Linked DNA regions of Homo sapiens: regions 1, 2, 3, 4 and 5 are each linked to region 6. The links are chromatin loops, found by intact Hi-C in ENCODE. Cell type or tissue: IMR-90. All regions are shown on one strand. Region 1 holds the start of GRIA2 (glutamate ionotropic receptor AMPA type subunit 2). Region 2 overlaps LOC105377509 (a long non-coding RNA gene). Region 3 overlaps TMEM144 (transmembrane protein 144). Region 4 has its middle 50 kb from the start of GASK1B-AS1. Region 5 overlaps LOC105377509 (a long non-coding RNA gene). Region 6 holds the start of GASK1B (golgi associated kinase 1B).

The links. A loop is a pair of places that touch in the nucleus more often than their neighbours do. Peaks named below come from ENCODE experiments on the same cell type or tissue, not always from the same donor. Only the 100,000 strongest peaks of a DNase experiment are listed, where the experiment ranks them.
Region 1: a loop joins it to region 6, with 4 times the contacts of the local background. A loop is called at or near these places in 16 of 110 quality-filtered maps.
Region 2: it touches region 6 in a loop (14-fold over the local background); 95 of 110 quality-filtered maps call a loop at or near these places.
Region 3: it touches region 6 in a loop (2.6-fold over the local background); 18 of 110 quality-filtered maps call a loop at or near these places.
Region 4: a loop joins it to region 6, with 7 times the contacts of the local background. A loop is called at or near these places in 20 of 110 quality-filtered maps.
Region 5: a loop joins it to region 6, with 7 times the contacts of the local background. A loop is called at or near these places in 3 of 110 quality-filtered maps.

Annotation. Positions count from the first base shown.
Region 1 is chr4:157,219,672-157,224,671 of GRCh38, reverse strand. It overlaps GRIA2 (glutamate ionotropic receptor AMPA type subunit 2), which reads right to left and starts at 3,944. Exons shown (of 16, transcript NM_001083619.3): 1 at 3,542-3,944; 2 at 2,865-3,005. The coding sequence starts at 3,629. In IMR-90, no CTCF peak of the experiment used is centred here; no DNase peak of the experiment used is centred here; H3K4me3 peaks cover 379 bases; H3K27me3 peaks cover 3,253 bases.
Region 2 is chr4:157,989,442-157,994,441 of GRCh38, reverse strand. All of the region lies in intron 1 of LOC105377509 (a long non-coding RNA gene), which reads left to right. Among named protein-coding and RNA genes, the nearest start is that of GASK1B-AS1, 180 kb to the left of the region's middle. In IMR-90, a CTCF peak has its summit at 2,199 (motif pointing left); a DNase peak (open chromatin) is centred at 2,191; H3K27ac peaks cover 133 bases.
Region 3 is chr4:158,253,509-158,258,508 of GRCh38, reverse strand. TMEM144 (transmembrane protein 144) reads right to left here. Exons shown (of 13, transcript NM_018342.5): 13 at 3,093-5,000. The coding sequence ends at 4,982. Among named protein-coding and RNA genes, the nearest start is that of TMEM144, 46 kb to the right of the region's middle. In IMR-90, CTCF peaks have their summits at 2,594 (motif pointing right) and 4,959 (motif pointing left); DNase peaks (open chromatin) are centred at 2,608 and 4,958.
Region 4 is chr4:158,118,654-158,123,653 of GRCh38, reverse strand. No RefSeq gene overlaps it. Among named protein-coding and RNA genes, the nearest start is that of GASK1B-AS1, 50 kb to the left of the region's middle. In IMR-90, no CTCF peak of the experiment used is centred here; a DNase peak (open chromatin) is centred at 2,253; H3K27ac peaks cover 2,675 bases.
Region 5 is chr4:158,018,113-158,023,112 of GRCh38, reverse strand. All of the region lies in intron 1 of LOC105377509 (a long non-coding RNA gene), which reads left to right. Among named protein-coding and RNA genes, the nearest start is that of GASK1B-AS1, 150 kb to the left of the region's middle. In IMR-90, no CTCF peak of the experiment used is centred here; DNase peaks (open chromatin) are centred at 2,172 and 2,672; H3K27ac peaks cover 2,068 bases.
Region 6 is chr4:158,170,512-158,175,511 of GRCh38, reverse strand. It overlaps GASK1B (golgi associated kinase 1B), which reads left to right and starts at 2,487. Exons shown (of 5, transcript NM_001128424.2): 1 at 2,487-2,644; 2 at 3,913-5,000. The coding sequence starts at 4,137. It overlaps GASK1B-AS1 (GASK1B antisense RNA 1), which reads right to left and starts at 4,760. Exons shown (of 5, transcript NR_147410.1): 1 at 4,032-4,760. LOC101928007 (a long non-coding RNA gene) reads left to right here. Exons shown (of 4, transcript XR_007058350.1): 3 at 1,246-1,398; 4 at 1,704-1,824. RefSeq lists enhancers at 3,111-4,310, 4,484-5,000. In IMR-90, a CTCF peak has its summit at 2,823 (motif pointing right); DNase peaks (open chromatin) are centred at 2,831 and 3,131; H3K4me3 peaks cover 891 bases; H3K27ac peaks cover 1,722 bases.

The sequences.
Region 1 (5,000 bases), 950 kb after region 6:
AGATTTTCATCCATTTCTTGACTTTGTGATTGTAGTTTACATAAGCATCTTTCCCTTTCCCTCTCTCTCATTCTGTCTCAAAAGAGTTAAACTAATTTTACATCTTCTATTGTCCATAGCACAAAAACAAACAAACAAAAAAGGATACAAATTCTCTATTTCATTTTGCAATCTCTAAATTTTGAAATGTCTCAGAGAATAAAAAAACGGAGTCACAAACATGTTAAGCGATTTGCCCAGTCAATGAGTTAATGTCAGCCCCAGAAATTTCTATCCAATGAGCCTCTCTTCTGTCACAGTACCCCCCTAGTTCTTTTTAGCAAACAGTAAGATTACTTATAACATGGGAGTTGCAAATGTCATGCTTTTGAATTATCATGTTGTCATCTTTAAAATGTGTTCAGTTCCTGAAAATAATTTGTTTTACTATCCTACTATAATAATCCATGCAGGGGTAATTTTAGTCTCTGGAAATGTGAACATATTTATTTTAGCTTCACTTCCTGAGGAGGGGAAAAAACTGTGCAAATGAAGACTTGATTATTCCAGCTTCTCAGAACTATGGACAAATTAAATTGTGTGGTAATTTTTTAAAAGAAGTCCACATGTTGATTACATGAATGTGTTCACCCTGCAAATATATGAATTTACATATGTGTTTAATATATACACATATTCTGGCTATATATTTTATTTCAGAAAAATTTCTATTTAAAAATTCAAAAATATTGAGAATGAGTATCTAAACCTAATAACCTAATCACAGTCTTTTATCTTTATAAAGCCCCAATACAGTAGTTTAGCATTTGTTGAAATCAAGGAATATTCATTTTGTCAATGGACATATGTTATTTTTGCAGAAAGTTCTTCTCATTATTTTCACCAATGAGTGAACTTGGCAATCATTGACTGTTTTCAAAAAGTACAGCTGTCAATACTTTCACTTCACATTCAAAACCTATGTCCTTCCTATACCCACAGCCGTTCCTTAGGAGTCATTACTTTTCAAAGCATTTTCACATAAGTATACAATTACACACAGTTAGATACTCAGAACAGTTGCATGACAAACTTGTAATTCAGGAAAAATTGGAACTTACTGATATCAAATGAATAGTCTAAATCTGTTAGGTAAATAGGTCAAATATAGAAGTCTTCAAATTTTAATTAAGTTGATTTCTTTGTATGTCATGTACTAAAATTTTCTGAGATATTCTATTACGGACGTTTTTCAAAGCTGCAAATCCACTTTAATTCTCCTCTTCTCTCTTTCGTTCTGTACCCCCACACCCGCCCTTCTTTCTTTTCTTACTTGGCACCAACATTTGAAGAAAATATATAGCAGTGAAACCTTCTTAAATAGATCCATTATAAACAATTAAATCCTAAATTACCACACAATGCCCCTATTCTATCAGTCTAAGAAAATTGTTTCTTCATTCGTCCGGGTGACAGTAGTTGCAAGAGTTGATGATGGGCCCAATATGATAATCAAGCTAAATCACGGAATATATGACTAAAGCTTAAAATGGGGAGGAGGGATGGCAACCAGTTGTTTGTGTGACGTGGGAAAACTGCAGTTGGGCTTTTCCTGTGGTAATTTTCCCCAAGCTCTGTAGCCAAAGTGGGAAGTGAGCCATCCGCAGATCTCCCCCAAATTGTTATCTATGAAATAACGACTGCGAATATTAGGGCAGGAAAGAATCACCGCAGGGCAGTCGGCAGGAAATGATGGCAGCTGCTGGGAAGAGGGCAGGAAGGCACAGTGGCCGCGACTGCCTGCCCACGCCTGCGCGGGGGAGCGAGCGCGGGGACCGGAGCCCTCTGGCCTCCACACCAATCCTTTTAGATCCCTAATTGTTTGGTTTCTAGTACTTTATCTGAACCCATCACAGAGCTTCCCAGCGAGTCCCGGAGCACTGCGCGGAGTGAGAGGGTTAATATGGAGCATTGCAAAGACTAAAATGGCTGATCAGCGACTTCTCCAGATTTTCAAACTCGGCCAGATCCCACGGCTTCCCAGTCCTTTTCCCCGGCTGCCTCTGCTGGAGCCCAGCTACCTGAGAACAAAGCGCGCCGGGCTGGCAAGCTGACCGCGGCGCCCCTGGCGGCCTCGCCCCCTCCAACTTAAGCGGAAGCGCAACTGAGCAGGAGAAATTGACAGCGCTCCCCCTTTCCACCGCCTCCCCGCCCCACCCCCACGCCACCCGGCCGGCCTGAGCCTGCGTCAGCCCCGCTCCTCGCCCCTCGGGTGGGCGTTATGTAACAGCCCCGATCCCAACTCCGGAACCATTTCAACAACTTGTCCCAAAGAGGAGAACATGGAGCTCGCGAGGGCCGCAGGGTGAGCCCAGCCGGTGCTGCGGATCTAAACTGGGGGCAGCGGGCGAGAGCGGCAGCTGCTGGGGCAGGAGGCCACTGGGCTCCGGCAGTCCCTCGTGGGATTTGTCCAACAGCCCGACTGCGCGCCCTGGGGAACAACGTGTTCTCTGTGGGCAGGGTGCCAACAGGCGCTCGATGGGGAGCGAGGTGGGAGGGCTTCTCCTGAAGCACTCAAGATGAGCGAAAACCCCTTGAACCCAAGAAAGCCGCCCTCCCTGGCTCCAACCCTCACCCCGGCTCCCTAATGCGCACACTCTTGACGTCCTTTCCCTCTCTCTTCAGCCCTCTCCAGCCAGCGGGGGTCCCTGAGATTACAGCCACCTTCTCTCTACACGGTCACACGCACGCGTGTGTGCAGTCACTCACACCCACACACTGACACACAGAAACGCACACACACCACCCCAGAAACGCACACACACACTCACACTCGCTGGCCTTCCGCGTGCAGCACCCGAAAGGCATGAATATTCATTACTTACAAGCATTAGTGACTGCGAAGCTGTTTGCCACCTCCAAATTGTCGATGTGGGGTGTCAGTCTGAACTCCGAAGTGGAAAACTGAACCATCCCTACTCGAAATGCACTGTATTCTTGATCGGCGCCCCTAGGAAATAGCCCCCCTGCAAAGAACAAACAGCAAGCAAGAGAACAGTGTCAGTGCCCCGGGAGGGAAAGGAGGGGCGCGCGCTAGCGCCCAAAAATCCAAGAGTCTCTTATTCACGCGAATAGGCCGAATAAACACACCTACGGACTCGGACAGCGGGGGTGGAATATCCAAAAGCTAGCCAAGGGGTCAAGACCCAGATGAGAGTCTGAAGGCGAGGTAGGCGGCCAGAAACCTTCACCTTTCCATGTAATCACAAGCTTTGCATTCAGACCCCAAGAAAATCTGAGCAAACTGGAAAATGTCGCTAAGGCAGAATTAATAAAATTTGGGGATCCGAAATGAGAGGACCTTTTCTTCTATTGTATCAAAGGCATAGTCTTTTCCTTTTGCTTCATCCTAAGAAAAACATGTATATTCTAGGTAGTTTAAATCTGGAATGCAGTCAAGGTATGACATAAGTCTACATGACATGAATTAATTTGTACACTGTGAACAAAGATTACCACCAAATTATGCACAATTCAAAAGCATAGCACAAAGGGTACCTACCTATCTGTATGCTGTTAGAAGAGACACCAAAAATCAGTCCCCATAAAACAGGAGAAAGGAGGACAGAAATATGCATAATCTTTTGCATTTCCAAGAAAAGTAGAGCATCCACAATATACCCCTTTTTTTTTCCTTTTCCTCCTCTTCCTTCTTTGGCTGTTTTCCTCTGCAAATTAGATCCTCTGCATTTTGAGACAGCAATTTAGCACCAAGCTGCTAAAACCTGAAGTGGAGGCAGAAGAATCCCTATTTCCCAGGTCCTGCTGGTGGCTGCTGATGCCCTGCGCCCTGTCCCCGCTCCAGAAGTCCGGAGGACTGGCTGAATGCAGTTTTCAGCGGAGCTGCCGCTGTGGTCCCAGTGTCTCGGAATATTCAGCACCCTCCCATGCACTCACACACACTCACCCTCTCTCGCGCTCTCTTCTCCCTCTCTCCTCTCTCACTCACGCGCGCGCGCACACACACACACACACACACATACACACACGCACACACACAGGCAAGTCACAGAGAGGGGCAGGCAGTCCCGGGCGCGCGTGCGCGACTCGCGGCAGGAGGCGGGAGCGCGCGCCCCCTCCCCCGCACGGCGCCCGGCACCCCGCACCACCGTGGACGCGTCGCGTGCGCGGCGCTGAGAAAGCACAGCTCGGGGCCCGTAGCCGCTGTCCCTCCGCGAGACCTCGGGTCTCCGGGGCTGTCGCGCCCACCGCGCGCCTCGGCCTTTCAGCACCGAGGACAGCGCCTCGCTCCCCGCCCGGAGCTACCTTCGTGCGGCTGTTGCAGCTGCTGCGGAGATGCTCCAACCTGGACCAAATGCAGCAAAGCTGATCTCCGGCTGCTGTGTAGAAGCCGAATTGCTAATTGTTGGCGGCGAAGCGTCCTCTCACCAGGCCCTGCTGTCTTACGTTACAAATAATTTTGATTTTTATCTTCCATCTCCTGTGAAAACCCATTTAGCAATACAGAAGCCCTGTCATCCTCCTCACCTGACCCAGCCGAAAGCAAACAAGCAAGCAAAGCACCGTGGAGGAAATATTCCAAAATTGTGCACTTGGGCTTCATGGGATGTAGCCAGGATCCAGGGAGAACCCCAAGTTATATCTTTAAATGCTTAAGCCGCACAAGAGATCAAGATGGAATCTTTTAAATATTTTGCATGAAAATCCCATCTTTAGAGTATATTCCATTGGGCTGTGATGCTGACTCGCCTAGTTACAGAGCGCACGGGTCTTTCTCGCAGCTTTCACTGCAATCCCTCCCTTGTAGAGTCATGTAGACTTGGTTTCCTAGAAGCCCTTGCTTTATGCAGATTGAAAGCAAGAGACTCTGGTTTAAGGAAAGGCTATTAGAGGAAAGTGATTAGAAGATGAAGCTAGTGTAGGAATGCCACAGAGATGCAGATTCTTTCCCAGAGACTTACTTAGAAATCTGTTTCCCCATCGCGTTTTGGCCGGGGGTT
Region 2 (5,000 bases), 180 kb after region 6:
GAGTCTTCCTCTGTCACCCAGGCTGAAGTGCAGAAGCTAAATCTTGGCTCACTGCAACCTCCACCTCCTGGGTTCAAGCAATCCTCTTGCCTCAGCCTCCCAAGTAGCTGGGACTACAGGTGCAAGCCACCATGCCTGGCTAATTTTTCTATTTTTAGTAGAGACGGGATTTTACCATGTTGGTTAGGCTGGTTTCGAACTCCTGACCTCAAGTGATCCTTGTCTAGGCCTCCCAAAGTTCTGGGACTACAGACGTGGCCACCATGCCTGGCAGTTTAAGGTATTTTTAATATCTATTACATATATACATACACATGTATTTAATTTTCTCACTTTAAATATTTTGATATCACCCCAAAAATATTCTGGTTTTGTGCCAACACCCTGTCTAAATGTAGAAATATTGAATATTGGATTCTTTTGGAGTCAACAAATATTTGTCAAGAATTTGCTTTAAATGCAATAGTAATGGCTATTTTTATGCCATATTAGGACATTTGGACTCTATTGTATAGATGAATGGAGACTTATTGCAGGTATTTGGACAATGGAGTGAGATAATGGCATCTGTGAAAGCGTTCTGATAGTATAGGTAATGCTTTTGAGAGATTCAGGGTAGAGTTCAGTTAAGTTACTATAGGTCTGTAAAGTGACAAAGGATCTGAGAAATATCTATAAAATAAATATAAGGTAAATTAGTTGATTTGAGGACATGCAGGAGAGGATACAGTCAAGGACGCTTTTTGGTTACTTCACTTGGGTGAAGTGATGAGATGTGGAATCCCCACATTTTGCTGAGAAAATAAGAGGATGAGCAGCTTTAGATGAGAAGGCCATGAGTTAGCTTTAAATACATTGACCTTGAGGTACTTCAAAGTATTTGAACACTGGTAGAAACATTCAACTATTTGGTTATAGGTTAAGTCGTTAGCATTTAGGTTAAAATGTAAAGCTTTGTAGTCATAATAAAGAGGGGTTTTCAGGCATTTTACCTTCTTTTTATCTGTTTTATTTTATGTCTTCTTAAAACTTCAAACCAATATCTTTTTCCTTCTACAGATAAATGGGAAACTTGTAATGATATGGAGGGGTCTTTACTTTAACATTTTTATGTTTTTATCAATTCCCAAATGGACCAGCTACTTCTCAGCTTCAAGCACATCTTCTTGTTTAATAAGTACCCTTTGTTTCTCCTTTAATTTCTAAGCTCCAAGGAAACAAACTATAATCTTGCAAGAATGTTCAATAGGCAATAAATAAAGTCAACATCACATGGTCAAGGTCAATATTAGAACAGTGACATGATAAACAAACTCTTTTATTTTGTTAGTTCACAACTCTAGTATTGTGTTGCTCTGTGGGTTTTATTTCCAAATAACCCCTGTAAAATTTGATGTTTCCTTAGATCCGGAAACCCACCAGAACGAATGCTAACAGAATCAGGACTTTCAATGCATTTTATTATGAATTTTAAAAGGCCCAGCAAAAGTAGGATATATTGCTCATAAGTAACTTTTAAAAATAAGTTTAGACTCCCTTCTGATATTAAAATAATGGATGTTCATTTAATAAACTTGTAAACATGTATATATAATAAGTTGAGAATTCAAAAAGGAAAAGGTAGATGATTGAGTTTTCCTATTAACCGGTTTTTAAAATATTTTAAAGTAATTTCTATTAGTAGTAATGGCCATTGAAAGTATAATTGATGCAATATTTTTGCCTTTATAAACACTTGTGTGTTTCCTAAAGACTCAGAAAATAACACTGTATTTAAAAAGTTATAAATCTGTTTCATTTGTACTGCTCAAGATGGGGAAACAAAAATCATGAGGAAACATCTGGTCTTTTTGGAGAAGCAGAAATCCCACAGAAAGTCTAAATGACCTATTTCATAACTTTCTTAAAAAATTGGAACTACCGTAATTGTCAGGAAGTTACGCAGTTTTCATTTTTGAGAAAGCCTTAAAATGTTCATTGTTTGCTGATAAAAATTGAAGTGGCAGTCAATTTTCTAAAAGGTGGCAGAATAGTGCAGGTTTTTGTTCCAAGATGATGTATAGATAAGACTATAAGATTCAGAGAAACATTTAGGGAAAGCGCTGGCCCTTTGGTATCTCTAGAACGCTCAATGTTTTTATTAACTTGGATTAAGAATCAGCATTTGAATTCATGCCTTTTCTCTGATCTTTGCTGCCCCCTAGTGACTCACATTACTACATTTCTCCTGTTGAAATCTACGTAGTCTACGTCTAATTAATATTGTAATTATTGTGCTGAATTAAATATTTATGAGAAACAAATATTTAAAGATTTCTAATGTTTAGGTAAAAATACTAACCTTGCCTCAAGGTTAACCCACTGGTCTCAAGAAATAAGTTGGTTGGATTACTCACCATGATGGATGAAATAGTTGAAGAGAGAAACACTATTCCAAGTTATTAAAATAGTAGTGCTGAAAGTGTGATTTGACAGAATATTTTGGATGGGGAAAACACAATACTTGATGAAATCATGTAAATTTCACATCTTTAAGCCAACTAATGCCATGTTGGGTATAATAACTACCCAAGAAAGTAATGAAAAAATATAAATTAAAATAAATGCAACTATTTTTACTAAGTTGTTAATAAGTTTGATATAAATGATAATACAAAATTAGGAATGCATCATATGGCCTAAAGTTGAGAAATGCTTTAAAAAGTGTGTGCATGTATACATACACTTACAGGTGTTTGTGTAAAATTGTATGTCCTCTTGTTGCCATTAAAAATAGAAAATATACAAGTTATATAATAACCTGTATGTTTTCAACTTTCAACCATATAGAATACAGGATTTATCCTGTAAATTATAATGCTTTTAACCATTTGGAATACAGAATTTATTACTATAAAATAGTGGTTAGTATGCAAAAGCGAAGAACAACAAAATTCAGAAGGGGTTTTACTACTTGTAAATGAAAACTGGATTTGTATTTCGTGTGTTTACTGATTTGTTTTTTCTGTATGGATGAATAATTATGCATGAAAAATAAATTAAAGGATGTGGCATGTGCATGAATGATACGGCTTGGTGAAATATTGTCAAGTATTATTTTCATTTAACCTTGCTTGGATCGCAGCTGGGGCTTATAGAGTTAGAGTGCTTGGCTGAATAGCCACCTGGCTATTATGAAAAATTCATGGTTTCAGGCGAGATTTCAATCACTGCCACTTTTCTAAAGGTGAAAAATAAAAATCCCATCTTTATTCACATAGATGCCCTAAATGGTAACATCTGTAACATGATAACTATAGTTATTTTAGGGAAAGGGGGATAAAAGCTTATCTTTTGTATAACTCCTTAGAATTCCAAATATTTTATTTTAATTTGCTTTACTATCAAAATTTCCTAATTGTTTAAATTCAAAGGTGATTTTTGAATTCATAAGACAATCAAACCCTTCATACTCTTCCAAAGCCAAATGTATGAATAGCTATCTGTCCTGTTATACAGGTATTTTTAAACTCACACATTCACTATTCTAGTTTTCCCCTAAGGTGGGCATTGCCTGAAGTTTAGTCCTAACTTTCCATTTCTGTCTCTATGTGTTGTGCTTTGGAGATCTTACTCTCTCCAGCTGTGTGCATATCTCCTTGTAGATACCTCTACAGTCAGCCTCTCCAGCACTGACTGCTTGTCTCAACTTGGGTTCGACATTTCCAGCAGTCTCCTGCATATAAGTCACTTGGTTGTTCCACGGTTAATACCAACACAAGCGTAAATTTGTCTCAAACAAGATGGAAGAAAGGTAGAGATTACTGAGTTCAAAACCTTTCTTTCTTTTTCTTTCTTTCTTTTTTTCTTTCTTTCTTTTTTTTGAGACAGAGAGTCTCACTCTGTCGCCCAGGCTGGAGTGCAGTGGCACAATCTTGGCTCACAGCAACCTCTGCCTCCTGGGTTCAAGTGATTCTCCTGCCTCAGCCTACTGAGTAGCTGGGATTACAGGCACATGCCACCACGCCTGGGTAATTTTTGTGTTTTTAGTAGAGATGGGGTTTCACCATGTTGGTCAGGCGGGTCACGAACTCCTGACCTCGTGATCCACCCGCCTCGGCCTCCCAAAGTGCTGGGATTACAGGCATGAGCCATCATGCCTGGCCTATTCTTTGATTCTTAATAAGGATTATCTTCTTGTAATTTCTTGAGCAGAAGTATATGAGAGGTAATTTTGTTTAGAACTTGTGTATGTGAAAAATTAAAAATGTTTGTTTCTACCTTCTCATTTGATTGGTAGTTTGTCTGGGTTCAGAATTCTATGTTGAAAATTATTATTCACAAAATGTTGAAGGCATGAAATTCAATTTTCTTTCTGCTTCCAATTGCCTGTTTTTCTCTGTATCTCAATTCCCTGAAATTTTACAGTACTGTGCTTTGCTATGAATTATCTTTTCATTCATTGTGGTAGATACTAATCCGCCCTTTCCATGTGTAAATCCAGACATTTCGATCCTAGATGTTTTTTTGTTTCTTTCTGTATAGTTTATTTCCTTTCATTTTCTTCTTTGTCTTTTTCTGAGGCTCTTATTTGACTGTTTGAACTTTAGTAACAAACCTCTAAAATTTTATCTAGTCTTACCTATTTTTCATTTTGTATTTTTGCTATGCTTTCTGGAAGAGTCTGTCATCTTTATTTTAATCATATTTTATTTTCTAGGAGCTTTTATTGTTTGAATGCTCCTCCGTCATTTTAAAATAATAGTCTAAATATTCTAATTTATGGATATATTATCCGTAAATTTTTATCTCTTTAAGGCGACTTGTATCTCTTTAAGGCGATTGATTATAGAGTTTCTTTGCATTCTTTCTCCTAGTTCCTGCCTTGCCTCAGGTCTTCTGCGTTGCTCGTTCTCTTTGTTGGGCTTCTGTGTTTGAGTTAGTGATATGACTTTCCTCATCCTTGGCTGTTATTTGCCATTTAAGAGTAAAACCCTATAAATATATTAGAAGCTTTGTGT
Region 3 (5,000 bases), 83 kb before region 6:
CATCTTTATAACACAGATGATACTGTTGAATTAAGGTAAATGGATGTGGATTTTACTAGTCCATATGTGAGTAGGGAACCCGCACAAAAAATGTGGACCTATTTTGAGAGTCACATGTTAAAATGAGACTTTTCCTATTTTATCAGTATTGGGGGCCTCAATTTAAAGCGTTGTAAGTGCCCACACTTAGGATTTCAAAAAAGAGAGTGCCAGGCCACCTTATCAGTTTGCAAAGGGGTGACTCTATTCAATGTTTGGTGGGTCCCGTCCCATTATGTACTTCAGGAGTGGGATACAAATATGTAAGGTGAACCTTGAAGCAACTTGGGATACTATTAAATTATACCACTAGAATGTCTCCATAGTGACAAAGTTTTATGTTTGCATAAATTTAGAATTCCTTTAGTTGAAAACAACCATTTTACAAATATGAGGAAGTTAAAATACCTCACAAAGTAATGTTACCTACCAGAGGCAAGGCCAGGAGGATCATCGAAGTTTTTTGGCTCTCAGATCAGTAATCTCATTACCATATCCAATGCATCTCTGTTTGCAAATTTGAAACCTTCTAAGACTCTAAGAGTGGGAATGATATGAGAAAACACCAGTTTGTTTCTTTGTATAAATCCAGAACAAAAGTTGTATTCCTTCTAATGTACCCAAAGAAGAGGAAAAAGAGGGGTAGCAATGAGATAAATAAGTGATATGTGGAGTTTGAAACTTTCTAAGTTTCTATAAGATGTAAAAATATTACATTTACATTGAAAATTATTATTAAAAAAGTCATGTAACTCTGTATTTCCATTGCTAATGTAACAAATTATCACAAATTTAGTGGCTTAAAACAATACAAATGTTGTTTCTTATAGTTCTGTAGGTTAGGAGCCTGACATGGGCTAACACCAAGGGACTGGCAAGGCTGTGCCTTTCTGGAGGCTGTAGGGGTGAATCTGTTTCCTTCTCTTTTCCAGCTTCTAGAAGCTGCCCACATTTCTTGGCCTGTGTTCCCTTCCCTCATCTTGAAAGTCAACAATGCATGGGTTTAGTCCTTCTCATAGGACATCACTCTGACCTCCATTTCCATCACCTTATCTCCTTCTCAACTCTGATTCTTCTCTTCCACTTTCAAGGACCCTTGAGATTACACTGTGACCACCTGGATAATCCAGGGTCTTCCAGTCTTAAGGTCCTTATTGACACATGCAAGTCCCTCTTGCCAAGTGAGGTGAACACTTCTTTTTGTGTATGTGATGAATAATATATATATATAATATATATAATACTACATAATATATACATAATACTATATATAATATATATAATACTATATATAATACTATATATAATACTATATATTATATATAATACTATATATAATATATAATACTATATATAATATATATAATACTATATATAATATATAATACTATATATAATATATATAATACTATATATAATATATAATACTATATATAATATATATAATACTATATATAATATATAATACTATATATAATATATATAATACTATATATAATATATAATACTATATATAATATATATAATACTATATATAATATATAATACTATATATAATATATATAATACTATAGATATATACACTAGTCTATTTTATCATTTACTACCGTAAAATATACATAAATCTATTATAAAATCTCCGTTGCTATTGTGGTGAGCTCTAGCGTTGCGACTATCCACTTAAAGCACCATGTGGTGCTAATCATCTCCAGGTGAGTCAACTGTCTCTCCAGTCAATTGCCTCTGGTGGTTATGATCTCTTGCAGTTCCTGTATATTTTTCATCATTTTTTATTGCAATAAAATTAAACCTTGTAAACCTTGGATAACACCATGGGACCCATATGGACCTCGACTAGTGATGCTGGAAGTGCTCCCAAGAAGCAGAGAAAAGTCATGACATTATTAGAAAAAGCTGAATTGCTTGATATGTACCACAGATTGAGGTCTGCAGATGCAGTTGCCCAACATTTCAGAAGATTCTTCTTGCAATCAGATGATGCAAACTTATGGTATCGGTAAATATAGTATAATACTGTAAATGTATTTTCTCTTCCCTATAATTTTCTTAACAATATTTTCTTTTCTCTAGATTACTGTAAAAATATAGTATATAATATATATAACATACAAAATATGTGTTAACTGTTTATGTTACAGGTAAGGTTTCTGGTCAACAGTAGACTATTAGTAGCTAAATTCCTTTTTTTTTTACATAAATACGTATTTATAGAAAGTATTTATTACTTTGGTTACTAAAAATTTACCTAAATGTTATGCTATGCACATGGTTCCACAACTTGCCTTTACGCAATGTGTTTTTTAGCTCTATCAATATTGAGACTTATAAGTCTAGTAGTTAGTAACTCTGAATATAAATAAATCAGTATGTCAGGAATAAAAGAAGATTTTGTAGTTCGGGGAGATGCTGTGCTATTAATCCTTTAAAATTTATTAGGATTTTCTGTTCCTATGGTAGAAAATTTCCATAATCTGATACAAGCCTTATTGGCTGCTACTTCTACTGAATGTAGTTCTGTCTCTGTACACAAGATGGCAGGATCTCTTTAGTACAGATGGGGTTGCCATTTGACAGAAAGCCAGGCCAGAAAAATGTAAAATAAACACTAGAATTTAGCCATACTAGATTAGGAGAAATAAAACCTAAAAGTCTCAAGAGAGTTAGGCATTCACTTCCTAAGGTGAGCAAACAAAATGCAGATTTGGCAACTGCCCATTTAGACTAGCCTCTAAATAATAAGTTGCTTTTTGGTAACCATTTTGAAAAAGCTTGTTTGGTACCAGAAACTATATACTATATAGAGGTCTGTGTGTGTGTGTATATATACACACACACACACACACACACACACACACACACACACACACATATATATAAATGTGTATATATATATACACACACATATATATAAATGTGTATATATATACACACATATATAAATGTGTATATATATACATATATAAATGTGTGTATATATATATACAAAGTATATATAGGGATATATATAAATTATATAGAGGTAATAAGACTGATTTTTCATTTTTCTTCTGAAACTGCTTTACTTCACATTTAAAATTTTGCATATAAATTGGAAATCCCAACTAAAGAATAATTAAAAGTTATCCAATATAAAATTCTAAAATATATTTAAATGAGAAAAATAGCTTTTGTATCACAATTTATTCAAAGTTTATCAGCATAATTTAATGACATTTCAGGTTAAAATTAAAATGAGTATAAGAAGTTATAGTCAAATATTTATTTGTATTAGCAATTCAATAAACAAACAGAAGCTCCATCACTTTTAAGTAGTATTCATTTAGAGGAGTAATAATTGTTTGGATGGGAAGGTGGTGAGCTTAGTAGCTCTTACATGGTGTTCTCCAATCTACAAAAACTTTTTTCCCCTTCAAACAACACATAATAATAAAGCTAACAATTATATAGTGTTTGCCAAGTACCAGATACTCATCAACATACTTTACAGATTTGAACTAATTTCAACCACACAATAACCATGTGAGGTAGATGCCATCATAAACTCCATTTTGTTAATGAGGGGCCTGACACAGAGGGCTTAGGAACTTGTCCAAAGCCACACAAATAAAATGAAGCAGAGGTGGGATTTAACCCATGCACATTGACTTCAGAGTATACACACAAATAAAAAGCTGTTTTGTTTCTCCTGCATAGCAAAGTAATAAACAGTACTATCAGGTGGGAATGGGTAAAATTTACATTTGAATAGGGGTTTCGTTATCTCAAAGTTTTGGAAACAATTGCAACAAACATTGTACTGGCAGTTCTGTTTCAGTTTTCTTTTTTCTTACAAATTTAAATTAAATTTCTTTTTTAGAGATGGGACCTTGCTATGTTGCCTAGGCTGGCAGATTTGCACTCTTGGGCTAAGTGACCCTCCTACTTCAGCCGCCCCAGCAGCTGGGATTATAGTAGTGCGCCACCCTGCCTGGCTTAATTTCAGTTTTCTTAAAAAAAAAAAAAAAAAAAAAAAACTAGCATGCCTGTCATTTTATTTTGCCTACTGGAAACCACCAGTTAAAACAAGAAGAAAACAGGAAACCTCCAGTTAAGAGGGTTTTAGAAAAGTGTATTTCAGAAAAAAAAGTTGTACATTCAAAAGAGTGGTTGTTTCCTTTAAATTGTTACTGATAACCTACAATCTCACTTTAGCAACATATCTGTGTGTATTTATGTACGTGAATATACTTGTGTATGTATGTATTATGTTATGCACATTTTCTCAATGATGAAAAATTTTTGTTCTCTGAGAATGGACTTTATCTGGCGATAATCAAAAGCATTATGAGCTAAAATGGGTAGATGATGTAGAGTTGGGCGATATTAACTTGAAATAAACAGAAGTTTTGGCTAACAATAATAAAATGGCCTTTTTAACATTTAGTTACCAACTATGCATTTACTTTATGAAACAAAGGATCCAAATATCTTTGGAATCTAATTCCATTAGAAGGTAAGGCTCTCCCTCCTCGCCCAAGGTATTTCTGCCTCACTTCACTGGGGTAATAGGTGAGAAATATGGACTGTAACTTCTTTGTATATGGACTCTATACTGTGTTCTAGATTATGCAACACTAGGTACATACTGTGGTAAAAAGAGCATCCTCGTATGTAATGCTATAATAATGTAGACATTTTAGTCACCCAGTAAAGTACTACCTTCATAAACAGTTCATCAGAAGAAATTTTCATTTTTATACTTGAATGAAACTCAATCTTCCTTCATTCTCACATTTTTGGGGAAAAAAATCATTTACCCACTCCAACAGTGGCTGAGATCCATTTGCTATATGAAAATGCACTCTTTTCTCAGCATGATCTCTCCGCTGTCCGATAGACGCGTTCTCTTAACTACTGCTGCCACCTGCTGGTTTTGTCATTGTTAGATTTTAGAAAAAGCA
Region 4 (5,000 bases), 52 kb after region 6:
CTCTGTCACCCAGGCTGGAGTGCATGGCAAGATCTCAGCTCATTGCAGCCTCTGCCTTCTGGGTTCAAGGGATTTTCCTGCCTCAGCCTCCTGAGTAGCTGGGATTATAGGCGCCTGCCACCATACCCTGCTAGTTTTTGTATTTTTAGCAGAGATGGGGTTTCACCATGTTGGCCAGGCTGGTCTGGTACTCCTGACCTCAGGTGATCTGCCTGCCTTGGCCTCCCAAAGTGCTGGAATTACAGGCATGAGCCACAGCACTTGGCTAACACAATTTTATAATAAAATGGGACCATGAAGTCAGCATCTTGTCCAACAACTTCATCCTCCCGATGGAGAAACTGAGGCTTAGTGAGGCAAAGTGACTTGCCCCAGTCTATACAAACTGTTGACCTAGAATCTTCAATGTTGAAATTGACTTAGAAAGTTGGAAAGCCAAGATATTCTCAGAGATTTATTATCTACCAAGATAAAATAAGAAATCTCAACTTTATAAACCTTGAAGGTTTTACAGGCATATTCATATGTAGTAATAATTTTAGGGCACTGTTTTATGAACATTTGGAGAGCAGAATAAACAAGAAAGCTACTTATATTATGAAACTTTTGATGATTACATTGCACAGTTGATCGAGAATTTACTATGTGTTATGCTCTGTTAAACAATGCAGATACATGAATTAATAAGTAAATTTTTAACATGTTAACCATCAATCAAGACCTGTAATTGGGCTTTAAGTTATATCTTCAGTAGCAAAAACGTAGGAAAACAATTCTTTTGAGAAGTGTCCAGAAATGAACTCTTATTAGACTAGAGAGGGGATTTGGTACTCACAGTAAGAGTTTGCCTATCTATAGTTTATTGTCAATGATTGCTGCTTGAAATGATAGTTCAGAGTCACATTGTGGCTAAATGATCTAATCACCTCAATATGTTCTGCAGACATCATCATGTTCCAGTGTCGTGTTACAATAATAGATTAACACTGTTTTGCAACCTAATGAATATACTGATTTATCAGAAATGCATTAATTTATGTTCTGTGTTGTACCAGTGGTATTTAGCCTTTTATGAGATCTGGATCTCTTTGAGAAGCTGATTAAAAGTTCAGCTGTCCATACAGTTCTGTATATAGTTTCATGGGGCTCTCAGATCTGCAGATACCCATTTATGGAGCTCTTCCCTCCCAGGTCTGTGGTCTCCCAGCTTAAGAAAGCTTGCTTTCCAGTGTATTTAAGAAGATGGGAAATTATATTATTTGCATTCAGAAGATCTTCACCTAATATATTTTAAAAGCCTTGTTTTTATGCAAAGGTGAAAACTTAGGTTTTGGTAAAGAATATTTAATGAGATACTTTATTCAACCAATGAAAGTTGAGAGACAGTTTACTTTACCAATTCTTAAACATTTTCAGCCCATACCATCAATTCCAAATTCACTACCATTTACTTAATCAACTACAGAAACAAACCTTCGAGTTTATTTTCACTTCAACCTTTAATTTATTAAAAATTACCAGTTACCTGTTTTATTTGCTGTGAAATACAAAAGATCTCAGATAGTCCCTTTTAAAATTGTGTTTTGCACAGAAACAAAAAACCAAACACTGCATGTTCTCACTCATAAGTGGGAGTTGAACAATGAGAACACATGGACACAGGGAGGGGAACATCACACACCGGGGTCTGTTGGGGGGTGGTCTGTTGGGGGGTGGTCTGGAGCTAGGGGAGGGATAGCATTAGGAGAAATACCTAATGTAGATGACGGGTTGATGGGTGCAGCAAACCACCATGGCACGTGTATACCTATGTAACAAACCTGCACGTTCTGCACATGTATCCCAGAACTTAAAGTATAATAAAAAAATTGTGTTTTGGAGTATGGGAGAAATATAGTCAATGTTGAATGATTTACTGCCAGTGGTTTTCTGGGCATCACCATAATGCTCCTGCTTTTTATTAAACAATTTCCTAAACAAATGAATGAATTTTTCCTAAAGGAATTATTTCCTTGACATTTATGCAAAGAACTGTAACCATTTCTTACTGTTATTTTGGCCTGTTAGAGGAGTTTGAAGTGTCTATGCTCCTGTCATCTTTTGCCCCACTTCCAATTTACACACAGCTGTCTTATGTCAAAATATGACATCTTCACCGATTTTTAAGCTCTGTAGTCCTCCGGGATAGGGCTTTGCTGTAAGAAAGGTCTGACTAAGAAGGGTTGCTGGCAGACTGTTTTGCAACCTAAAAATGCACATGGTAAGCCAATGAAGTCACAGGATTCCTTTCTTAAAACGGCATTGCATGTGGTTAAATTTGTTCAACATTTTTTTTCATCTTAGAAAGGTACCATTTTATCCTCATGACTCCAAAGTGTATTTAGTTTGTTGATAAAAATATGCACAGTCATGTGTATATTAAGAAATCTGTGTCTTCTTTTAAGAAAGTTATCTGTATTTTGTAAGAGTACTTGTCAAGATTTCTAAAGCTTTTGAGACAAAGAGCTAACAAATAAAAAAAAAACTCTTGTCAGTGGCTTTAATCATTGCTGCAGAATAGCCAGCTGTGCTATATTTCGAAAGGCAAACTGGACTGCAGAGAGTGGGACAAGTCACTGAATAAGACTGAAACAGCTGCGATTCTGCAAGAAGTGCCGACAGTTTCTTTAGCTTCAGGACACCAGACGCTATTTGGTTTATAAAGTACCCTATGTTATTGGCTCTGCTTCTGTTTAGAAGAACAAGATATTTTGTTCTGTACACTCATTTCAGGCTCTCAAGAGTATTAAAAAACCCCATCATTCTCAGCAAACTAACACAAGAACAGAAAACCAAACACCACATGTTCTCACTCATAAGTGGGAGTTGAACAATGAGAACACATGGACACAGGGAGGGGAACATCACACACCAGGGCCTGTGGAGGGGTTGGGGCTAGGGGAGGGATAGCATTAGGAGAAATACCTAATGTAGATGACGGGTTGATGGGTGCAGCAAACCCATGGCACGTGTATAACAAACCTGCACGTTCTGCACATGTATCCCACAACTTAAAGTATAATAAAAAGGAAAGAAAAGAAAAAAGAAACAACTATGATCCAGATATTCCCTCTAACTTTCTGAGAATACATTATTATTAAACTTGCAAGATTCAGTTCTTTTGAAAGAGAATGAGCAAATAATCTGTAGCTCCTCCTAGGAGGGAGTCAATTTTCTTCTCTTTTAATCAGGTAACAAATGACAGTTATGACTTTCCCAGGAGTTTTGGTGGCTATTATGGCAATGCTATTTGCTGTTCTTATTGAGTATTGCTGTTAGTATTCCTTTGTTGCTTGTGATACCAAAAGTTTTATCTCAGACAGAAAGAATATGTTATGTTTAGAGAGGAGGGATGTGGCAGCATCCAGAGAAGCAAATTCCTAATTAAGGACAAATTTCTAATTAAAACCTGACTTTAGCCTGGGTTTTCTTTTTATTTATTTTATTATACTTTAAGTTTTAGGGTACATGTGCACAACGTGCAGGTTAGTTACATATGTATACATGCGCCATGTTGTTGTGCTGCACCCAGTAACTCGTCATTTAGCATTAGGTATATCTCCAAATGCCATCCCTCCCCACTCCCCCTGCCCCACAACAGGCCCCAGTGTGTGATGTTCCCCTTCCTGTGTCCATGTGTTCTCATTGTTCAATTCCCACCTATGAGTGAGAACATGTGGTGTTTGGTTTTTTGACCTTGCGATAGTTTGCTGAGAATGATGGTTTCCAGCTTCATCCATGTCCCTACAAAGGACGTGAACTCATCATTTTTTATGGCTGCATAGTATTCCATGGTATATATTGCCACATTTTCTTAATCCAGTCTATCATTGTTGGACATTTGACTTGGTTCCAAGTCTTTGCTATTGTGAATAGTGCTGCAATAAACATACGTGTGCATGTGTCTTTATAGCAGCATGATTTATAATCCTTTCAGTATATACCCAGTAATGGGATGGCTGGGTCAAATGGTATTTCTACTTCTAGATCCCTGAGGAATCGCCATACTGACTTCCACAAGGGTTGAACTAGTTTACAGTACCACCAACAGTGTAAAAATGTTCCTATTTCTCCACATCCTCTCCAGCACCTGTTGTTTCCTGACTTTTTAATGATCGCCATTCTAACTGCTGTGAGATGGTATCTCATTGTGGTTTTGATTTGCGTTTCTCTGATGGCCAGTGATGATGAGCATTTTTTCATGTGTCTTTTGGCTGCATAAATTGATAGACCGCTAGCAAGACTAATAAAGAAGAAAAGAGAGAAGAATCAAATAGATGCAATAAAAATGATAAAGGGGATATCACCACCGATCCCACAGAAATACAAACTACCATCAGAGAATACTATAAACACCTCTACGCAAATAAACTAGAAAATCTAGAAGAAATGGATAAATTCCTCGACACATACACCCCCCCAAGACTAAACCAGGAAGAAGTTGAATCTCTGAATAGACCAATAACAGGCTCTGAAATTGAGGCAATAATTAATAGCTTACCAACCAAAAAAAGTCCAGGACCAGATGGATTCACAGCCGAATTCTACCAGAGGTACAAAGAGGAGCTGGTACCATTCCTTCTGATACTATTTCAATCAATAGAAAAAGAGGGAATCCTCCCTAACTCATTTTATGAGGTCAGCATCATCCTGATACCAAAGCCTGGCAGAGACACACACACACATAAAAGAGAATTTTAGACCAATATCCCTGATGAACATCGATGCAAAAATCCTCAATAAAATACTGGCAAACCAAATCCAGCAGCACATCAAAAAACTTATCCACCATGATCAAGTGGGCTTAATCCCTGGGATGCAAGCCTGGTTCAACATATGCAAATCAATCAACGTAATCCAGCATATAAACAGAATCAATGACAAAAACCACATGATTATCTCCATAGATGCAGAAAAGGCCTTTGACAAAATTCAACAACCCTTCATGCTAAAAACTCTCA
Region 5 (5,000 bases), 150 kb after region 6:
ATGTTTGTTAGCCATTAATAATAAATTCTCTTTAATGGTAATAAAGCTAAAGAAATGAATACCCCATTGCATATTTGCCAGTAGCTGAGGAAAGTTTTCGAAAGTGACCTCAGTTTTTTTTAATTGCCCTGAAACAATGCTTATAGGTGATCCCTGGATCAAAGAATTAGTTCATTTCAAACTCATGTTTATTAATTTCCTGACACTTATGTATAAGATCATTTTTGCTCAGATGTGGGTCTAAATCGGTTTGTTCATATCTGGATAAAAGGGAGAAGGTATTTGATATCTTCAAACTGTTGTTTTTCAATCTATGAGATTTTCTTAAATACAGAAAATACTCTTAATGAAAGCCATGGTGTAAAATACAGTTTAAATATTCAGTGGTTTTCTTATGTCTTCTCTATGAAAGCAGGAAATTAGAGTTAGTAAGTAGGATGAAAAGAATGCGTTTCTTACACTGCACATAAATTAGATCATTTTATTTGTAGCCACCTCATCCCTGGGAATCCCATGCAGAAGGCAAGTCTTAAACAATACACCATTTCCAGAGGGTTGGAGAGAATGTAATTTACACCGTGAAATCCATTCTCTCTTCTTAAGAATTTTATTCCTTGAGTATTGTTTCATCTAGGTGCTGAATATATGTGAATTTTAAGATTTATGATCTGGTTCAATGTTGCTGGAATCATAATGGCTGTGATTCTACTTTGCTGACCACTTGAAAGCCAGACATAAGTTGATGGAGATAGAAATTCGGTCATCTTTATACCTATGTTAGAATTATCAATTCTTCCACAATACTACCGAGGTTAACAGTATGTTTTTTACATTTGATTTCAACACACACGTAAAAACAGCAACTGATAATTAGGTGTTTTTGTTGTTGTTGTTTTGTTTTGTTTTTTGATACAAAGTCTCGCTCTGTCAACTAGGCTGGAGGGCAGTGGCACGATCTCGGCTCACTGCAGCCCTGCTTCCTGGGTTCAAGTGATTCTCCTGCCTCAGCCTCCCAGGTGGCTGGGATTACAGGTGTGTGCCATCATGCCTGGCTAATTTTTGTATTTTTTAGTAGAGACGGGGTTTCCCTATGTTGGCCAGGCTGGTCTCAAACTCCTGACCTTGGGTGATCTGCCCGCCTTGGCCTCCCACAGTGCTGGGATTACAGGCATGAGCCAATGCGCCCAACCATACTGATCATTAGGTGTTTATTGGTAGAATACATCTCCTTGTTTATTACATGAAGCATGTGGGCACTCCAACAAGTCGCAGCATTTGGTATAATATATAAACAATAAGTAATTGTTAAATAAATAAATGCCTGGGATTGAATCTTCTTTCTACCATTCTTAGTTGTATGATGTTTCTCTTCGTTTCCTCATCTGTACAAACGGTGCTGATAGTAACAGTTTCTACCCATTAGAATGGATTAAACATGATAATACAGGTAAAGCACTTAAGAAGGTGCCAATGCATGTTAATAGTAAGCCCTGCCTTTAGTCACCCACCTCTCACCAACATGTCCAAAGATAGCTCCTACACTCTTGGCCACACCACCAGACTCTAACTAGAGCCGTGATTGACCTTCTTAACCTTGATTGACTTTGTATAGGAAAACTTAGGGGGCTTTCAAAAAATACTGACATCTAGGTTCCCACTCCTAGTGAGTTTGATTTAATTGGGTTAGGGTTTGACCTGAGCATAGAGATTTATAAAGGCTCCGCAGGTAATCCTAAAGTGCAGCTAAAGCTGAAGAAAAACTGGACTGGATGTGATCAACAGGGCTTGTCTACCTCTAAATCTTATAGCTTTTCCTCAGAGTATCTAGAAATCAGCAATAATATATCAAAATCACTCCTCTTAGATTTACAACTCTTTTTACGCTAGATGAAATCCAGATAGGTTATATCTTTATAATGTTAACATATTTTTAGTTCTGGATTAATGCCTCTTTGGCCCAGGGTGTGTGAGTTGTTAAATTCGTTCCTATCATTTTAGTGTTATCTTTGTGAGGAATGAACATACTGATTAATATTACATTTTACAAAGTGGCATATTTTCAAAGCTTCTTTGTAGAGACTACTGCTTTGACTTAATATCAAGGAATAGAATGGCTAACGTTCTCTGAATAGGCATTTGTTTTGCTGTAAGAATTCCTTAAGCATGATGTCGGCGACTGACAAGATGAAAAATGGTTCTGTGATTCATTTCCAGCCTCAGGCTTATAGAACCACTTAAATATTTTGAGATGTCCTCCTACATCCTGAAATTGTACTAAATCAGAACTGAAAGGATCTCAACAGTCTGAGATTGATCCAAGGGTTAAAATATCATACTCTATTTCTTTTCCATAATACAGTAATGCTATGAAAATAAAGTTTACAAAGAAAGATTAAATATGATTAACAGGCAAATTTGAGCTTGAAACTTACTATCATATTCTGTTATAATTTGTCTGAACAAGTTAAAAAAATGTTACATGCCCCTCACATACTCCTAATCATCAGATGCTCCTAATGAAACAACATATAAATGGATTCTTGAAAGCATTCACAATTCCAGACCATTTTGAGCCAGTCATTAAAATCTTTTGTTCTCTTAATGCCTTGTAAAGTTATTCTCAAGCAATGTTCCAGCTGACTATGACTCATAGTCAGGGGACCAGGCCAATGGAACTTAGCATGAAGTGCTTTATGTGGTATAAAGAGGCTTCTACTGTATTTCAATGTATGGACTTTGAAAGTAACACACAGTAAAGCCAGATGGTAAACACATGTTGACCCCATTCAGAAAACACAGTCCTAAGATTCAACATAAGCTCTGCATCAAGAAAGAATGCAAGGTTGTTAAAGAATAACAGACTCTCACTGAAATAGATAAACAATAGTATAAGGGCCTATAAAAATAATTCAACTGAAATACTTCCTTGTTGGTTTTAGCAAAAAGAGAGTATCCTTGATATTTTCAGATGACTGACTATATTCATGTATCAGATTTCATTTTTAGACACAGCATCTTGACTGTAATAGTTATTATAGATTTATTCATTCCACGTATATATAGAGAGTGTCTACCGTGTGTCAGGTATTGTGATAGGAGTTGAGACTTAGTGAACAAGATTAGCATCAAACTTATTAGGAGCACTGGAGAAGCACCCAGAGGAAATGATTATATAAGATTATTATTTATATAGTTATCATGCTCATATGAAGTCCACCAAAATCTAGAATAATACGACACATATAGAACTTAATATGTGTGAGATTCTGTTCTAAATGTTTACACATAATAACTCATTTAATCTTGCAACAATCTGTGAAGTGGTTTCTACTACTATCCCACTGTAATGTGTAAGGAAAATGAAACAAAGAGGGGTTAAGTAACTTGCCTAGGATGACCCTGCTAGTAATGTCAGAGCTGGAGTTCCCTGCTTTCCAGGTAGCCTGGTGTCTGTTTTACATTTTGAGCTACATCATGAGCTAGTGATACAATTACTTGACACTAATTATACTTTACAATAAAGCATATTAATTCGAGTAATTTTAATACAGTAATCCTTTGATGTTTATTACTTGAAGGAACAGTACAGGTTAAGACAGAATAGCAAGAAAACTTGAATGATAATAAAGAGATACAAGGGAGAAAGTGTTACTTTATGTATTATGCCCTAACATTTAAAATATTTTTAGTAACCTTAATTTCATTTTTTAAATATAAAAATAATTAACACTCATAGTAGGAAATATAGAAAAGTGAAAAACCACCATACACTATCTCATTTTCAAGATGAGAATATTTTATTACTATTCTTTTTCTATATGTAAGATTCATAGAATTATAATATAGTGATTAAAATAAAATTGTATGCTACTTATTGCATACATTAGTATAATATAAACATATCTCACAGTAAAATAGTTATTTCTAAACCTTATTTTCAAAAGTAGCTCCCCATCCCATCTTTTTAGGAAAAGAGGATTATCTTTCACATTATTCCTTGATACCAAAGTTATCCAGAGTCTGATATTTATCTAAGCCAGCCTGGTGGTTTGGGAGTTCTTTAACATGTGCAGAATGATGGTCTGGAAAAACCTAAGTTATTGTTCAACAGCTGAATAAACTATCAATATCAAGAGAGCAGTGCAAATCTCTCTAAATAATTCTTTTAAAGAGGAAGCCATCTCAATGGAAATGGGTGAATATTTGTCCTTTGTAATATTATGATGCGAATTTCCAATTACTGAACCCAATGTCAGCTCCTGAACAAGTGAGATAAATGCCTTAGCTCATAGGTACTTTTGACTCCCAAGACATGTCACTCTAAAACCTCATGTTCATTTATTTCACCAACATTTAATACCACAGCACATGATTTATTTGGTATGATTCCAGTGCATTGGCAGGGAAAATAAATAATAGTTCTCTGCATATAATTATCTAGGAGACTAGGTCTTTGACAGGGGAATTACCCATTTAAAGATGGATGGCAAATGCTGCTAGTCATTGGAGAATGTCTGAAAGCCTTTTCTTGTTCCGAAATGAGTCTTTAAAGAAGGCATCTGTAGAACAAATGATTATAGAGGTCACATAGTTCAAATGACAAATTCTGCTAACAAAGCAAGGCTCCTGTGTATTACTGGGCACTTTTGCTTCTTAGGTCATGGAAAGAGAAAAATAAAGAGATAGCTAGGGAAGGAAAAGCAATTGTTCCAAAAACCACCACTATCACCAGCACCACCACCAATGATAACAATAAAATCACCAAAACAATTGCAACAAAAAGTAGATAAAGTTGAAGAGAGAGAGCAAAAGAGCAAAAAGGGAAGTGAAATGCAGAAAAAAGTACATATGGTAAGAATTATGGAGAAATTCTGCCAGTGGTACTAACTGAATAAACTGTCGAATTGATCTAATATATGGTTCAGAGGGCTGACAGCTGAATTTCAGGTATCTTCATTAGCAACTGTGCACCTTTAAAATGCGGCATATCTTTATTTTCC
Region 6 (5,000 bases):
ATTGTTTTTTAAGAAGAGAAAGTACTTTAGGCATGAGAATTATTTGTCTCTCTGATCTAATAATATTAATAATAATGAATACTTTGAGTTCTATATGTTCACTCACAGATTATATTGTAAGTTATACACGAATGTTATATTGTGGCAACAAATTTTCAAGCTAACGCTTGTTCAAGGAATTTAGCCTTATTTTTCTAAAACTAAATTAAACTTCTCTGTTTCCCATGCTACCTGATGGCAAAAAACACCTTTCCATTCAGTTTCAACAGAGACCATGAGCAATTGATGGCAATTGCTTCCACATTCGAAAATGAGATATGGATCCGCAGTGCTAAGGGAGGTGGGTTGCTGCATTGGGAAGTCTGAGGTTGCTGGAGCAAATGATGGTGACCATGTCCACTGGATCACTTGTGGGGCAGTACACAGAGGCCCAAGTTAGAAAACCAGCCTGCAGGTCAGCTTAAATGCTGCCTAAGAGAACAGCCTGGAGAGATGAGGTGATCTCAACAGAACAGGGGGCTACCAAGTTCCAAGGGACTAAGGGGCCATCAACAGCCAGCTAGAGAGATGCTTTGATAGTGGTGTCTTTGAATTAACTATCTCAGAGTCAGCTTTACACACCTGCCAAACCTGGAGAGCTTATAAGTCAATTTGCAGCAGTATCAATGGAGTAGCAAGGCCATTTCTGCTATTATTGCTTCTCTCTCTCCACTACCTTGGAACAGCCAGAGCCAGGCTCAAAGTGGGGTGAGCGGCTGGGTGAGTGGTTAAGGAATAAGAGCTCTAGGCAGGAACAAAAAAGAATGTAAGATGGGTCTCCTCTGTCCCTTTTCAGTAGATTTTGGCTATGCTTTTTGAGGGACTGCTATCTTCTGGAGAAATTCTGGGAATTTAAAAGAAATTTTTAAAGAAATTGACTGTGATATAGAATCAAACATATTAATTAGTTTATGTGTATTATGTGTCTGTATGTCTATGGCTAACAACTGGAGAACTTTTACAAAAATTTAAGTATGACTGGAAAAGTCATGGGGACTGCCTGAGTTTCCATTTAAGAAAGTTGAAAAGAGATATCAGGCCACAGAACAGGTTTCAATGGGCAGTGGGGGGAATCACTAAAATTGTGCTCTGATTATATCTGACAAGCCCCATTTATCCACTGTATTGGCTATATCAATATGTTGGCTACAAATAATTCAGTGTGCTTGTCCTCAATTCTACCATGATTGCTTTGCTGTGGTGCAGTGGTGACTATCTGTCAAGGCCTGGGCTGAGGAGAGAGGCCTCTGAGCAGTTTAATGAGGCATCATGGGGGATAAAAACAAACACATTGCTGAATATTTCAAATGATCATTCCAAGGCTGCTATCTCATTCAGTCATCAGAAGAAACCGATAGGGTAAGTGCTATTATTTTTCTTTTCTTACACATGGGGGAAACTGAGGCTTAGAGAGGTAAGATTACTTGCCACAGGGGACCACACGTAAGAGGTAAATGAGGAGAATTTAAAGCCAGTCTGCCTCCCTCTTCAGCCCATTCTCTGAATATCATAGTTCAGAGTAGATAGTGTAGCCTCCACGAATCCCTATTGTGGCTATAGCAGGGGACAGTGTATTGTTCTTTTTCTAGGAGACATTTTTGGAGTGGGGGTGGGAAGGTAGTCAACGAAATTTACTAACTCACACAACTCTCCCTATCTCGTAGGCATTTCTCCATGAAAAAAATAGCTCTAAAAACAGCTAGAGGAGATGTCTGCTTATTATAACTGGCCTCTGCCAAAGGCTTACTTTTAATTGTTATAGAGCCAGGTCAGTTATTCCTTTGACTGTGGAAATAATAAGATGGTTATAAAATGCAGCTTTGGTATGGTTTCCTTGCAAGAAGTTCACATTTTCTATCAAGAAAATAATTCTGTGTGTATGGAAGTGTGTGCCTAAGAGTTTTTGAGTGCAGATAAAATTGTTTTGATGCCTGAATTCTCACAAAGTTTAGCCAAAATATCCAGGTACTTCCAGGCTACTGTCAATATTGGGATTGCTCCTTCTCATTCCTCCATGTGGCAGGACTTTTAAAGAGGAAAAAAGGACTGAGTTTAGAGTGCTGAAATAACAGCCCGATTATAATTTTTGTCAATTTACCACTTGGACGTTTATTCTCTCCTTCCCTATATATTCCAACTCCTTGCTCTTTTTGCATTGTAAAATATAGTATTTTTAGGATTATACACCATATGCTAATCTTTTACCCACTCTTCAGTATCACAACTTTCTTTCTCTGTGGGGAGGAAAAATCCCTGTCCCCTTTCTGTCTTCTTGCCTTTTGATTCTATTTGCCATAGTCTAATTGACACCCCAAGGTCATCAGCCCCTGCCTTTGTGCTAGGACACGCAAACCACCCAGGCCAATCCCTAACCTGTTTTTTCAAAAAACCTCCAATCAGAGAGAATCCACGACTTCCTTTTGTGAACTGTTGCACCGTGCAATTGCACACTATAAATGTCTTTCCTTATCTGTGTGTACTCTTATCTCACTGTTCTATTTTTTCTCCTCATTTATATTAACTCTTTCTTACCTTTTTTTCTGAACTTCTAGGCCTTCTCTTTCCAGAACTGGTGGAAGACAAATGAAACGGCCAAGATGGTAAGGTGAGTAGTTCCTGGGAACGCTTGTGCTCTAACCCCAAGTTATGTGGGATGGACACTCGAGGGGTGATGGCATTCCTCATTTTACAAGTTACTTGCTTGGCTGCGGCTGCTCCACCAAGATAGCAAACATTCTCGATCTTTTGAACTTCATGAGACTGACATTTCTGAGTCTGTTTGCGAACAGGACACTAGAGGGCTCCCAGGGGTTAAAAATAAGTGGAAATTTATTTGAATGAAAACTGATTCTCTACGGCATTTCTTTTTTCCGAATTTAAAATTAAAGTTTATTTTGTTAACTATTGTTTTTAAAAGCTTTGTATCTCTTAAAACCATGCAGCAGTCAGTTTCCAAGTTTTGCTTTGCAATCAGTAGTTTTCAAGGGAGCTTTTAAAGCTGAACTGAAATGTTTGAAATGTGGAACACTCTTGACCATGAAATATGTTCTACTTACATGCCTCAGCCTTTAAAAGTTCTTTGCATTAGAGTCAAGGATTACATTCTTCCTGGAGCCAAGCATGGGGCCAGCTGTGTAAGTAAGGTTGCTTACGAGTTTCTTCTTTTTCTTTTTAATAGTGAAAAAACAGAACTAGAGATGCTTTTATTTTCTTTCAGCTGACTTCGGTGGAAAGAAAAGAAATAAAAAGCAGTCAGAGTTGTGTTGTGTTGTGTGTGTGTATGTGTGTGAGAGAGAGAGAAAGAGAGAGAGAGAGAGAAACAGAATAAATGCAACTGCTTCCAAGATATATGGACATTTATGGCTTTGTATTATACTAACAATGTAAGCTAATGGAACATATTATTAATATGAAGTACAATTTGTACCTTTAGACTAAGAGAATATGTTTCTAAATTTTATTGTTAATACTTGCTGCTTGTACTTAGTTAATTCAGGACTTTAAAAAATAAAAATGGTATAGGTATAGAGTATTAAAAAATTATCTATTACTTGTCTTAAGTTCTTTCTGAATTTCAAAAAGGAAAAGCCCAGGTTTGTCACATTTTAACGCTTTTGCTTCAGAGTCAACTTAAATGACTCTAGGTACAAGTTATAAAACACTCTTGGATTTTTGTGGCTTGTTTTCACTACTTTCAAGTGACTATCAAATCTATACATCTATCTCGTTTGCATGCTTTTAAATTTTATTTTTAAAAACATTTAGTGGTGATATTTATGAAAGGAAATGATTACTTTTTTTCTTGACTCTTGTAGAGGAACTTAAATGGTTTGAAATTGTGACTCAGTTAACTCTGTATCCATTCATTCCCAGAAACAAGCCGCATTTCTCCTTGGGGAGACTGATAATTTAAAAGGTTTGTTGTGTCAGAAACATTCCCAGCTTCATCACCAACCCTTTCCTTCCACCTCTGCCCACTGGAGACCACTTATATCCCGAAGCGGACGCGGCAGCTGAAGTCAGGAAACCATGCATCACATTAGCAGGAGCCAACTGCAGACTTTAAACTCCGTTCAACATGTGGATGCGGCAGAGAAATGACCTGTCCAGACAAGCCGGGGCAGCTCATAAACTGGTTCATCTGCTCCCTGTGCGTCCCGCGGGTGCGTAAGCTCTGGAGCAGCCGGCGTCCAAGGACCCGGAGAAACCTTCTGCTGGGCACTGCGTGTGCCATCTACTTGGGCTTCCTGGTGAGCCAGGTGGGGAGGGCCTCTCTCCAGCATGGACAGGCGGCTGAGAAGGGGCCACATCGCAGCCGCGACACCGCCGAGCCATCCTTCCCTGAGATACCCCTGGATGGTACCCTGGCCCCTCCAGAGTCCCAGGGCAATGGGTCCACTCTGCAGCCCAATGTGGTGTACATTACCCTACGCTCCAAGCGCAGCAAGCCGGCCAATATCCGTGGCACCGTGAAGCCCAAGCGCAGGAAAAAGCATGCAGTGGCATCGGCTGCCCCAGGGCAGGAGGCTTTGGTCGGACCATCCCTTCAGCCGCAGGAAGCGGCAAGGGAAGCTGATGCTGTAGCACCTGGGTACGCTCAGGGAGCAAACCTGGTTAAGATTGGAGAGCGACCCTGGAGGTTGGTGCGGGGTCCGGGAGTGCGAGCCGGGGGCCCAGACTTCCTGCAGCCCAGCTCCAGGGAGAGCAACATTAGGATCTACAGCGAGAGCGCCCCCTCCTGGCTGAGCAAAGATGACATCCGAAGAATGCGACTCTTGGCGGACAGCGCAGTGGCAGGGCTCCGGCCTGTGTCCTCTAGGAGCGGAGCCCGTTTGCTGGTGCTGGAGGGGGGCGCACCTGGCGCTGTGCTCCGCTGTGGCCCTAGCCCCTGTGGGCTTCTCAAGCAGCCCTTGGACATGAGTGAGGTGTTTGCCTTCCACCTAGACAGGATCCTGGGGCTC